Linked DNA regions of Mus musculus: all the other regions are linked to region 1. Evidence: chromatin contacts called from ENCODE Hi-C or POLR2A ChIA-PET data. All regions are on one chromosome and are shown on one strand. The core of a region is the stretch at or near the end of the contact, and the rest is flanking DNA. Distances in the headings are between cores, read along the strand shown. Region 1 holds the start of Naga (N-acetyl galactosaminidase, alpha). Region 2 holds the start of Cyp2d22 (cytochrome P450, family 2, subfamily d, polypeptide 22). Region 3 holds the start of Wbp2nl (WBP2 N-terminal like).

Region 1 (4,010 bases), core at 774-3,273:
TGCAGAGCCAAACCAGACAAATCATCAGATAGGGCGCTTCCTAAAGCGAGCTCCTACACATCCTGCAAAACCCTGCTAAGGTTCTCAACCAAGTCTTTGGCTTAGCCCCATCTCTGCCTCTAGATATTGGCCATTTCGGCTTCTATCACCCACCAACGCAGGTCTGCAGTCCACTTGTGGTCCTGAGGCTCTACCTGGAGTCTGTCCATAGGCTTGCAGGGAAGGCTGCGGGGAAAGCACTAATAAGATAGGAGACCAGGATTCCCGTAGTCGCCCTGAATGCAACTGTGTTCAAATGCCTGCCTGCCTGCCCACGGGCTTTGTGGATTCCCACCTCAACCCTTGCTTTGCAGTTCCTGAAGCCCAGCCGGCCCTCCCCTCTCACCCTACCCCCACTTAGAGCTCCTTGACATTTAGGTCTCAGCTGTCCGCTCTGAGGTCTCCTCCCTGACCTCACAATGTAAACAAGCATACCCTACATTTTGCTGGATGTTTTAAGGGGGGAGTGTGGTGGTTGGTGGCTGCAATGTTCACTAACTTTTCTTCAACTAGTAGTATCCACTAGAGTAAATGTGTTACAAGGTGAAGGTCGCGGGAGGGTGGGTAAGGGGAGAATACAGCATGAGTTTCCTGAGGAGGGAGGGGAGAGCTTGCCGTTTTTAAATAGAAGAATGGGCAGAGTAGACCTCACTTGGACATATAATTAAGGGAAATGAGGGTGTCGGCTATGCCCATATCTAGAAGTGCATTCTAAGCAGAAGGCACAGCTGGTTCAAAGGCTGTGTTTGAGGGGCCACAAGGAGGGCAATGAGGAAGATGACGGCAGGGAATAGGGTCAAAAGGTAGAGGGTGGGGTTTAGAAACACCATTTCCCCAAACTAAGAGAGTAGCCATCACACAGACTTCAGAGAGACAAGACCAGGGCTGGGTTGGGTTCGTTTTTTTAGGTTAAGTGTGTGCCCGATTATCTGCCTGTATGTGCACCATGTGAATGCCTGGTGGCCTCAGAGTTCAGAAGAGGGCATCAGATCCCCTGGCATGTGAGTCTGGAGACGGACCCTCGTGCTCTGCCAGAGCACTAAGTGCTCTTAACCACTGAGCCATCTTACCAGCCCACAGAGCTGAGTTTTCAGGTTTGCCTTGGCTGCCTTGGAGAAGTAAGGTGGACAAAGGAGGCCCTTGAGGGCTGTCTCCGAATCATCCAGGCAATATGTAATGAGGCCAGCGTTACTGGGTGGGATGAGAGGTGGAATTTAAAGGCAGGAATCAATTTTTGGACAATTGCATGTAAAGGCTGAGAGAAAAGATTGGCAGAGAAGTCGGTTTGCCATTACCTGATAGGAGGAAAATGGCACAGATTCGGAGAGGGGACAGCTATGATCATCATCGGTGTAAAGGCATCCAGAAATAGTGGTTGGCACCTAGCCTGTGTTTAACATATGAATAAGTAATGAATAAATACATTTGGGGAGTGGGTGGGCGAACAACCCCTTGGGTGTCAGGTGGAGGGGGCAGCCTCCTGACCTTTCGAGAGCTGAAACCCCACCCAGCCTCTTTCACTACCGTTTTCGAGTGGTTAAGAGCAAGGTTTCAGGTGGATTTCTGAGTTCGAGGCCAACCTCGTCTAGAGAATGAGTTCCAGGACACAGAGAAACCCTGTCTCGAAGAAACAAAACAAAATAAAACAAACAAACAAACAAACAAACAAACAAAAAAAGAGCAAGGTATCGCCCTCTGTAGGAATTCACTGCACAGCTACTTACTGAGCACGGGCAGTGCGGGCCACCACCCCCGCCCTCTGGGGCGGAGGACGGAGGACTCCAACCAGACCCGAGGCACAGCGGCGCGCGCACAGGGCGCCCAAGCCGACTTCCCACGGGAGCGCGCCTCGGGAACGCGCAGAACGCGAGCTTAGATGGGCGGAGCTTTTGGAGGCTGGGAGCTGGGGCATAGAGGGAGGGCACGGCGTTGCTAGGGGATTCTGATTGGTTGCTCAAGAAGGGTTGTCCCGTGACATTCCGCCTCCCGGGTCGCTATAGGTACAAGCGGCCGCCACGGGGGCTTTCACGGCTTACCGCGGACTGAGCGAGCGCGAGGGTAAGAATCAAGGGGGACCCTGGGCCTGCGATGTTTAAGAACCGAGAATCTGAACCCACACGGGGACCTGGAACCGGACATGGCCTATAGCCTTCCTTCTTCCTGGTATTCCTAGAACCAGTCACAACCGCTCTTGGGCAAAGTGTCCTAGACTATTTGTAGTTCTAAAAGAAGAGCTTAGATTCCGGGAAGTAAAGGGTAGGGAAGGAGTGTGTGAGGGTAGTGAAAGCGACTTGGGACCAAATGTGGAATCCGTAACTTTTATTTTCGGAGATAGGGTCTCTCTACCTAGTAGCCCTGGCTGGCCTGAAACTGGCTATGTGGACCAGGCTGGCCCAGAACTCAGAGATCCTCCTGCTTCTACCTCCTGAGTGCTGAGATTAAAGGTGGGTCCCACTATGCCCGGTGGGATACATAACATCTGTTATCTTCCACAGTTCAGCATATAAAGCTGCTAAGAGCAGATTCGAGTGGGTCCTGAGATTTGACTCCAAGGCAATGTTGCAGAAGACAGGTACCCTCACCTACTCAGGTGGCTTTGCAGGGGAGGACTGTGGCGAGGAAGCCCCAGCCCTCCTCTTTCTTGATGGGGGTATGTGGGGAGAAGTGTGCCTCTCCTTGGAGCTGGGCCAGGAAAATCAAGGAGATGCCCCACACCTCAGAATCGTTTCCCCTCCAAAGAGGCCACTTCCTTTTTCAGCCCTGCTCCAGTGTATAGGTCCTATCTTACCCGATCCTGGCGGGCTGTAGCAGCCCTGTCATGTGGGTGTGGTAATTTATATATAAGGAAGCTGAAAGCCAAGAGGAAGGGGCTTGTGTAGGTGAGCAGCTGGGTACAAGTCCACCCTGACCAACCCCTTTAGGCCCTTCTGAGGCTTTCTGAGGTGGAGAGCAAAAACTCCAAGGCCTCAGAAACCCAGAGTCCACAATGAACTGTCATTTCTGTGTAGGGAGGGAGGGAAGAGGGCATCTGGTCTCATGTATATCAAGGACATGACTTCAGGGGTCCGTTCCATTGATTCCCAGTCTGTAGCAACAGCTTTTTGAATACATTACTTTGCCCCATGTACCCCCCCCCCCAGACTGCACTCACAGGCTGAGGCAACTCTAACCCTACTGGCCTGTACCTGGGGAGGGCTGAAGGGCTGGAGGGGTTGAGGTGATGACTGGGGTTGGGGGGTGGGGTGCTGTAGGAACCATTTACAAGTCACCATCCACCTCCCCCTCAGTGCTCTTACTGGCCCTGGTGGCTCAGGTACTGATGCTGGAGAATGGGCTACTGCGGACTCCACCCATGGGCTGGCTGGCCTGGGAACGCTTCCGCTGTAACATCGACTGTGTGGAGGACCCGAAGAACTGCATCAGGTGAGTAAGATCTGCTTACCCAGGGCAACAAAATGGGGTCAGTGGGTCAGTGGGTGAAAGACACTCATCAGCAAAAATTTTAAAAAAATTTTTTTAAATAGAAAAATGCAGAGTCAGAATGAATGTATCTGACACCTAGCCCCATGACCTGCTTGGGGCCTCAGTAGGTGTACTTGGCCTCTGAGGTAACTGAAAGAAGATAAAATGCCAGACAGGCCCCACAGGCTTCCCTAGGCCTAGTCCTGCCCTTTGGCCTGGATGCCAGACCACCTCTTTCTCGCCCTACCCTAACCCTGGAAGGTCATTTACACTTGTTATCCTGGCCCCACCTCAGCTGACAGTAGAGGCTTGGTTTTTTATAGCCAGAATTCAGAGCAGAGAGAAAGAGCGGGAATGAGGGACATCCTGGGGAACTGAGCAGCACAGCCCCACTGTCCCTTGCTAGTGAACGGCTCTTTATGGAGATGGCGGACAGACTGGCCCAGGATGGATGGCGGGACCTGGGCTATGTATACCTCAACATCGATGACTGCTGGATTGGTGGGCGT
Region 2 (4,010 bases), core at 409-2,908, 41 kb before region 1:
GTGAGGAGACAGATAAAAGAACTCACAAAGTATTGGTAAGAATATAAAGGAAAAAATAGGAAGCAAAAAGCAACATTTACAAAAATACGCTACAATCCCCTGTGGTGCCTGCTTCAGCTTCTGCCATGACTGTCCTATGATGGACTGTGACCTAGAAGTGTAAGCTGAAACCAATCCTTCCCCCCCCCCAAGTCACTGTTGATCCAAGTGTTCATGTCACAGCTATACATCGCCTCTTCTGTTTCCTTTTTATTTCTGCATTCCTTTCCTCTTCCCCTCCCCTCCCCTTGCCCTTCTTGTGTAAGTGGTATCTTAGTGTTCCTCTTTGACCCTCCTTTCATCTCTGTTTTATTATTTTTTTTTATTTGTTTTATTTTTTTTTATTTTATTTGATTCCCATTATTTACTTTGGGGATTAAATCAGCATCTTTTAAAACTTATTGTTAGGGTGTGTACATGGAGTTGGGGGAGATGCCATCTAGAGAGGTCAAAGGACAACATCTGGGATTCCGTTCTCATCTCCCTCCTTGTTAAGGCAGGGTCTCCCTTGCTGTTACTGCCACATTACATATCCCAGGATAGCTGACCAGTGAGCTGCCAGGCATAAAACAACACCTTAAACTTACAAAAACCTTATTTGAATAACAAGTTACCTTCTGTAGTATACAGACACAGGACATCTCGTCTAGTCTCTCACCCTTCCCCGCTATACTATCTTTGCCACAGATAGCATGTTTATATGTTTTGTACTCATGAAGACAGACTTGTAACTGGTGTTCTATGCATCGGTTTTCAGGCATACAGACAAAAAGAAAGGCCTTACAACCCGAAGCACGCTAGCACTTTTACCGCGTTGTTACTGCGCCCTGTGCTCATTTCTTCTATGGCTGTGAGTTAACTGGCTAGCATCACTTCGTTTCAGCATGGAGAACTCCCTCTACTGCGCCCTGTATGCTAAGTCCACTGACACCAATGACCTTCTACATTTATCTGGAAATGACCTGCTTACTACTTAATTCCCGAAGGACATTTCTTTATTCTTAACAAAGAACATGTGGATGATGTTCTTCAGGATGTGCGTGTGTTATCCTGTGTGTGGTCTTCCGGTCTCTGTGGTCACTGATGAAAAATTAACTCTTAATCTCAGCATGATCCCCGTGTGTGTAAAGGGTGAATGAATGACTGCTTTTTACATTCTCACTGCAGTTCCCTCTGTCTTCAGTGTCCACAAGAACCATCTGTCGCTCACTGTGGTCCCTAATCCCTCTGGGAGCACAAGCTAAGTCCCAGGGGGCTCTCTGGGTGCTGGGGGAGATAGCAAGGTTTTGACCTTGGACCTGTCAGGGCTGAAGCCTCCTACTCAGAGCCCCGCCTCCTCGTTGCAGTGCCTCCTCCCAGGAAGGCCCCCCCTCCTCCTCCTCCTCCTCCTCCTCCTCCTCCTCCTCCTCCTCCTCCTCCTCCTCCTCCTCCTCCTCCTCCTCAAATCGGTCTCACCTCCCGGGAGTGGATCCGCCTCCTCAGAGTGTCCCCCTCATGCTCAGAGTGGAAGCCTCCTCCCCAGAATGTATCATCCTCCTCAGAGTTGCTCCGCCTCCTTCCCCTCCTCCCCCGCCTCCTCTTCTCCCCCCCCCCCCAACCCCATTCCTCTCCCGCCTCCTCCTCTTCCTCCTCCCCGTCAGAACGTGCCCTCCTCTTCAGAGTTGCTGCTCCTCACAACTCCCCCTCCACCTCAGAGTGAATCCTCCTGAGTTGCCCTTTTTCCTCGAGCTCCTACTCCTCCTGTTCCTGCGAGGCTCCAGACACCTCTTGCCTCTCCTCGGCTGAGTTTCAGAACGCACCGGTAAAGGCAAGGGTTGCAGGGTTGCGGGTCTGCCCATTCGCTGTACAAGGGGTGCGAGGCGGGCCCCCACCCCAACCCCTGCGCTGGGGCTACCTTGGCACTGGAGCGTAGCAGTCCCTCCCCCTGGGCGGGGCTGGAGTGGGCAGAGGGGAACCTCCAAGGGCCTCCGAGTAAACTGTTTTCCATTGTCCCAAGCTGAGGCTAAGATGCTAGAACCTCCTAGAGTCTGATAGAGGGCAGGTTTTGAAGGGCTCATCCCCTAAGACACAGAGCCTGGGAACCCGCCTGTAGCCAGGCCGCAGGGCTGAGAATCTCTGTCCTATAGTAAGCAGAGTGGAGCCTGACCCTGGACCTTTGCATAACCTGCCCTTTGGCGTGCATTCTAGCCTTATCAGGGACAGGCGGTACCTAAGCAAACCAGACCTCTCTCCGAAGACCTCTCTTTTTGCCCTTTGGGGCTCAGCGAAGGTGGGGAAAAGAGGGTGGGGACGGTGAGTGGACCCTGGACCTCACAAACTCTGCTGCACCCCCTGGAACTGGGATGTTGTTGTCAGTGATTGGCTTAGAGGATCCACCCCCATTTAATTAGGAAAAAAAATCTACACTGAGCTGGGCACAAAATCCCAGCACATGGGAAGCAGGAGCAGGAGGATCTCTGTGAGTTTCTATGACAGTCTGGTCTACATGTCTACATAGTGAGTTCCAAAACAGCCAAAGCTACATAGTGAGACTCTGTCTCAAAACAGGAAGGAAGGAAGGAAGGAAGGAAGGAAGGAAGGAAGGAAGGAAGGATAGAAAAAAAGGGAGTGAAATTCCTTGTATGTTCAGTGTAGAAATTCCCTTTTTTTTTCTATCACCAACTAGAATGTACAGTTAATACCTTGTACTCTATCATGGCTGTCCCTACCCAGCAGCCCACCCAGTTCTTGTGGGTGTCAGGGCAGCAGCAGACACTGGAGTATTCTCTCTGTAAACAGCCAAGCATTCCTCGCACCAAGTGTCCTACAGTTCTTGCCTATGTTAACTAACAGACTATTCTAGAGATTTGCTTTCCTTCCCAGCTGTTGGTTTCGTGGGTTTAAACCAGATTCCATACCGTAGCTCAGGCTGGCCTTGAACTTGATGCAATCCTGCTGCTTACAAGTAAACTACCGTGTGTATTTAGCCCTGAAGTTTTGAAAGTGTTACTGCCCACCCACCCCCCAGCTCTGAGGGTGTGAAGGGTCGGAGGTTTTTCCTGCAGGGACTGTCTGAAGGAGCTAGAAAGAGTTGCCTTGGGGCTCCCAAGGAGAACAGCAGAGCAGCTGAACTAAAGGTTTTGGAGTAATTCTTAATGGAACACAATGTTTCAAGAGAAAGTGAATGGAATGTTTTCCAAGTGTTGACAGTGACTAAAGTGGGTCACCAGCTTCTGTGCTCTGTGTTAGGCTTTTATACTGCTATAGCTTGCCCGGTTTCAGACTGCCAGTTCCGTGTGTGATTTCTAAGCTCTAGGGCACAGTTCGCAAGTTCACGCTGATGATGAATCAGAGGTTACGACTTTGAGACAGTTGGGTCCAAGTACATTTTTACTCAGCTACAAACCACCGACCCCTCATCCTATCCAGCTGTCTGGCAGGGAGAGAAGAGGCATGTCCTAAGAGATTTCTCTCCACTGTCAGAAATGCTGTTCAACGGGCAGGGTCGTCTTTTTATTCACAGAAAATACTGGTGGGGGGAATGTGGCAGTTAGCGTCTTGAGCCCTTTGTGCTGTTGCCTGTGTCCTGACAGGCTGTGAGAAGACAACTCTTGGCAGGGGGTGGGGAGGCACTCAACGGAAGACTGTGGTCCTACTAAGTGGGCAGAAGAGGGCCTGTTCAGTGATTATGCTGGGAAGTTTCTTGTGCTCTCAGAAACAGATTGTCAAAAAGGAAGTGTTCCTATTTCTAAGACACCGCACAGGCTTCTGCCCCTTCACTGCCCCATCAGAGTTCTCCTAGATGTAGTCTCTTCTTGCAGGAAAGGGGTGGGGGAGCATTGGAAATATAGTGCGGCCCAGTAGAAGGAGCCCCTGGCTCCCCTCTACTCCTGCAGGGTTGCATACTCCGGGAAGCCACTCACTCAGTTCTCAATGAGCCTGTGACCCTGGTGGGTCTCTTCACTGCCTGTCCTATAACTTAGCAGGCTACA
Region 3 (4,010 bases), core at 1,040-3,539, 40 kb after region 1:
GGGGGAAACAAGCATAGGTTTCCATTAAAAAAAAGCGCAGAGAAAGCATACCAAAATGCAAAAAGTACTGAAGGTTGGAATTCAGAGAATCAATTTTTCTCCTGGTTTGTGACATCATCCAGTTTTACAACACAGCCAGGCCCATACGTTTATGACCTCTCAGCCATGATGACAAGTTCTCTACAAGCCAGGTATGGAGGGTGCATCTGTATTCCCAGTAGACTCAAATCATCACACCTGGCTTCAATGGAGCATTTTGGGCTTTTAGATTAGAAATGTTCAACATAGCTGGGCGTGGTGGCGCACGCCTTTAATCCCAGCACTCGGGAGGCAGAGGCAGGCGGATTTCTGAGTTTGAGGCCAGCTTGGTCTACAGAGTGAGTTCCAGGACAGCCAGGGCTATACAGAGAAACCCTGTCTCGAAAAACCAGAAAGAAAGAAAGAAAGAAAGAAAGAAAGAAAGAAAGAAAGAAAGAAAGAAAGAAAGAAAGAAAGAAAGAAAGAAAGAAAGAAAATGTTCAACATGTCCATGCTAAGGCAAGATAGAAACAAGACACTTCACCTCCAACTCGAAAATCACTAAATTATTGCTCATCACTGAAATATAGGCTTCCCCACCACCACCAACCTCTTTGTAACTTACTTCCTCTTTTATCAATACACTGGGGATGCTTCTCATTTGTCAATATCTATGTTATTATTACTCCCAACAGTTGGTGTTTCAGTGTGACTAAATACTTGTTCAACCCCAAATCTAAGGTGTTCTGGGATATTTTGCTGTCGTTGTCTAAGTACTACATTCACTGCGAGGCTAAGGCAGAATCACAAGTTCAGGGCCAGCCCTAGCCAAATAAATAAACAGCAAGACTTCGTTTCATCACATTCAAACTTACCACAATTGTAACTGAACTCCCAAATGTGTCTCATAACTATAAAGAAAACTAAAAATAGAATCAATTTTCCTCCTCTCAAACTCTTTCCTTACTGTCGTTTGTATCTGAGAAAGGTAGAGAACTGATTGTTCCTTGATGAAGAGACAGAGAAACCCTGTCTCAAAAAACCAAAAACCAAAACAAAACAAAACAAAACAAAAAACAGCAAGAGAAGTTGATGCATAGCATATAACTTCAAATCCAAGTCCAGGCGTTCCCATGGGCACTGAAAATGATTTTGAGCAAATTATTTCTCATATGCCTACCTGTGAAATGAGGGAAACGGCTCACTGCAGACAGTGCAGTTATCAAGACAAAGAATCCTTGCTATGCTTAGCTATTCAGTGAAAATGATCGGTACGTATTCAAGAGCACAGATTCTAAAAATTTAAAGGAACAACGACAAGAACAAAAAACCGGGACTTTTCTTCTTTGAGACAGAGTCTTTCTACAATATAGCTCTGGCTGTCCTGGAACTCGCTTTGTAGATCAGGCTGGTCTCGAACTGACCTCAAGAGTTCTATTTAAGCACATCATTGAATGAGTCTCACAGCTAAGTGAGAAATAAAAGGAAATCAGCAGAGCGAGGGCAGAATCCAGAAGAGGCGGAGACAGAGGGTAAGGAAAGTGGGTGAGGGGTAGATTAAAGGACATGTGTCAAAGTCACTAAGTTTGCCTAGAGGTGGGCTTCTCCTGACAGAGAAGCCCCAGCACCATGAGCGACTGGAAATGCCATGTCTTCCTCGGTCCCCCCTAATTTTGTTCCCAGTCTTTTCAGTAAAGGTGACAATATCCTAGGTTGAAGCAACCAAGAAAAGGCACTTCCGGGGGTGGGTGGGTGGAGGAAGGCTTGTGACAATTCTGGATTAGTTACCTACACTCCACATCCTAGCCCTTCTTCCAACTCGCCTACCCCTTTGTTCCTGGTGGCCTGAGGCGCACCCAGGGCCCTCAGGGTGACTGTCACCCTCTTAAAGTCGTAAAGTCGCACACAGCCACTGGAAGCTGTCCAGCAATGCAAGGGCTGGCACACTCTTCACACAATCCTCGCTCAAGCCTTTCCTCTGAGGATGCCCGCGCCCCTCGCACCCGCGCACGCGCCTAGCCACAGGCTCTTGGACTTGGCCGCTGGCGCATGCGTTCAAACGTCAGGGGCGGAGCTCCGAGGAAAGGGCGGGAAAGCCCTCGATTCGCAGAGGGCTTTCTAGCGCACATATCTACCCTGAGCATCTCCTCCCTCCTTGACAGCAGCCTGAAAGTCCCCTCAGGCACCTTTCACCATGAGGGATGGCGGCCCAACGGCGGTCCACTGTATGGTTCTGGTTCACTGCCATCTTGCTCTAGGTCTCCTCCCGCCGCCGCCTCCGCCGCCGCCAGCTCTTCAAATGGAAAGGGGCGGGGCCTGCAAGGCAGTGGGCGGGTCCCTGAGGAGAGGGCGGAGATTATGGCGCAGAAACCCTGGAGTTGAGTGGGCAGCTGTCACAAGAGGAGCTGTCACAAGTCAGAGGAGGAGAGCCTGGGTGAGGAAAAGGGGCGTGTTCGTGGAGCTGGCTTTACCCCTAGAACGGGGAGGGTCTGAAGGATGGGTGACTAGCCTCTGTCATGTTAGGCCTACAACCAGCCTTGGTCCTGCTAGGAGCTAGTGGTTTAAAAAGTAGCCATTAACCCAAAATCTTAGTCCAGATTAACCCCCAAACCAACTCAGGGTGAGGGTCTACATTTTCTCCACTCTTATAAGACCAGAGCTTCCTTCCATCAAAGAGGGCTTAGGACAGAACCAATGGTCTTGGGAGAGAACATCCAAAAAGATGAGCTAGGTCAGGAAGTGGACAGTGAATTTCAACCTTCAGTGGGTCCAATTCTTGGATGCATTTGTAGGTGTCCCACTCAATCTATTACTCAAGATATTCTAGAGTGTTATTGTGTCAGTGAAGAAATGAAAATTGTCAAATAATAGATATATTATCATTGTAAGACATGTGCTGATTTCAGATTTTTGTTTTGTTTTGTTGTTTTTGTTTTTGTAAATAGGGTCTCTCTATGTATCCCTAACTGTTCTGGAACTCACTATGTAGACCAGGCTGGTCTCAAATTCACAGAGATCCTCCTGCCTCTGCCTCCCAAGTGCTGGGTTTAAAGGCATGGGCCACCACACCTAGCACAGATAATTTTTTACATACAAGACTTACTAGAATTAAGACTCAAACTTACGGATGGGAGAGATGGCTCAGTGGCTAAGAGCACTGTCTGCTCTTCCAGAAGTCCTGAGTTCAAATCCCAGTAAGCACATGGTGGTTCACAACCATCTGTAATGAGATCTGATGCCCTCTTCTGGTGTGTCTGAAGACAGACAGCTACAATGTACTTACATATAATAATTTTTTTTTTTTTTTTGGTTTTTTCGAGACAGGGTTTCTCTGTATAGCCCTGGCTGTCCTGGAACTCACTTTGTAGACCAGGCTGGCCTCGAACTCAGAAATCCGCCTGCCTCTGCCTCCCGAGTGCTGGGATTAAAGGTATGCGCCACCACACCCGGCCTATAATAAATAAATCTTTAAAAAAAAGAAAAAAGAAAAAAAGAAAAGAAAAGAAAATTTAATAGAAATAGTATACAGCGGCAAACATCTTGATCTAGCCACTCCTGTCATGGTCAATAAAACCTTGAGCAAGATGATTGTGTTCTTTGGACTTGACCTTCCACACTTGAATGTTAGTGTATAGGCTTATTGTGGCTGTGATGGTTGATGTCCACCAAACAGCTGTGTCTCTCACGTGTCACTTCCCTTCCTCTGTGTGTGTTGTGTTACCATTGGTTGATATCTTCATTTTACCTGCTCGGTTTCAAGAGCCTCTTGATTCATCTTCCATTGTGGCTCCTCCAAGCTATTTCTCTCCATTCATTTATACCTTAGGTTCACCTCACAGAAAGTCAAGTGTTGCAGGGTATTTGATCACACTGTGAACCCCAAGATTTGTGTTATTTACTGGAAAACCTACTTCTAGTTGTGGTGTGGCTCAGCCCTAGCTCACGCCTTTGATCCAAGAGCTTTCTATTTATTATAAACCATAGGTCAAGAG

Evidence for each region. Hi-C counts contacts between places; a loop is a spot of excess contacts on that map. ChIA-PET counts read pairs that join two places held with the same protein, here RNA polymerase II (POLR2A).
Region 2: a loop to region 1 is called in a map of heart, with 2.4 times the contacts of the local background. The contact joins the promoter of Cyp2d22 here to the promoter of Naga in region 1. A Hi-C loop is called at or near these places in 1 of 37 maps with a recorded cell type or tissue (heart). POLR2A ChIA-PET finds 5 or more read pairs at or near these places in 2 of 5 experiments (Patski and embryonic stem cell).
Region 3: POLR2A ChIA-PET joins it to region 1 with 13 read pairs in embryonic stem cell. The contact joins the promoter of Wbp2nl here to the promoter of Naga in region 1. POLR2A ChIA-PET finds 5 or more read pairs at or near these places in 3 of 5 experiments (Patski and embryonic stem cell).

What each region holds. Positions count from the first base shown.
Region 1 is chr15:82,336,839-82,340,848 of GRCm38, reverse strand. It overlaps Naga (N-acetyl galactosaminidase, alpha), which reads left to right and starts at 2,023. Exons shown (of 10, transcript NM_008669.4): 1 at 2,023-2,097; 2 at 2,535-2,611; 3 at 3,327-3,462; 4 at 3,908-4,010. The coding sequence starts at 2,596. It also overlaps a transcript of Pheta2 not described here.
Region 2 is chr15:82,377,908-82,381,917 of GRCm38, reverse strand. It overlaps Cyp2d22 (cytochrome P450, family 2, subfamily d, polypeptide 22), which reads left to right and starts at 1,658. Exons shown (of 10, transcript NM_019823.4): 1 at 1,658-1,840.
Region 3 is chr15:82,297,263-82,301,272 of GRCm38, reverse strand. It overlaps Wbp2nl (WBP2 N-terminal like), which reads right to left and starts at 2,289. Exons shown (of 6, transcript NM_029066.1): 1 at 2,205-2,289. The coding sequence starts at 2,266.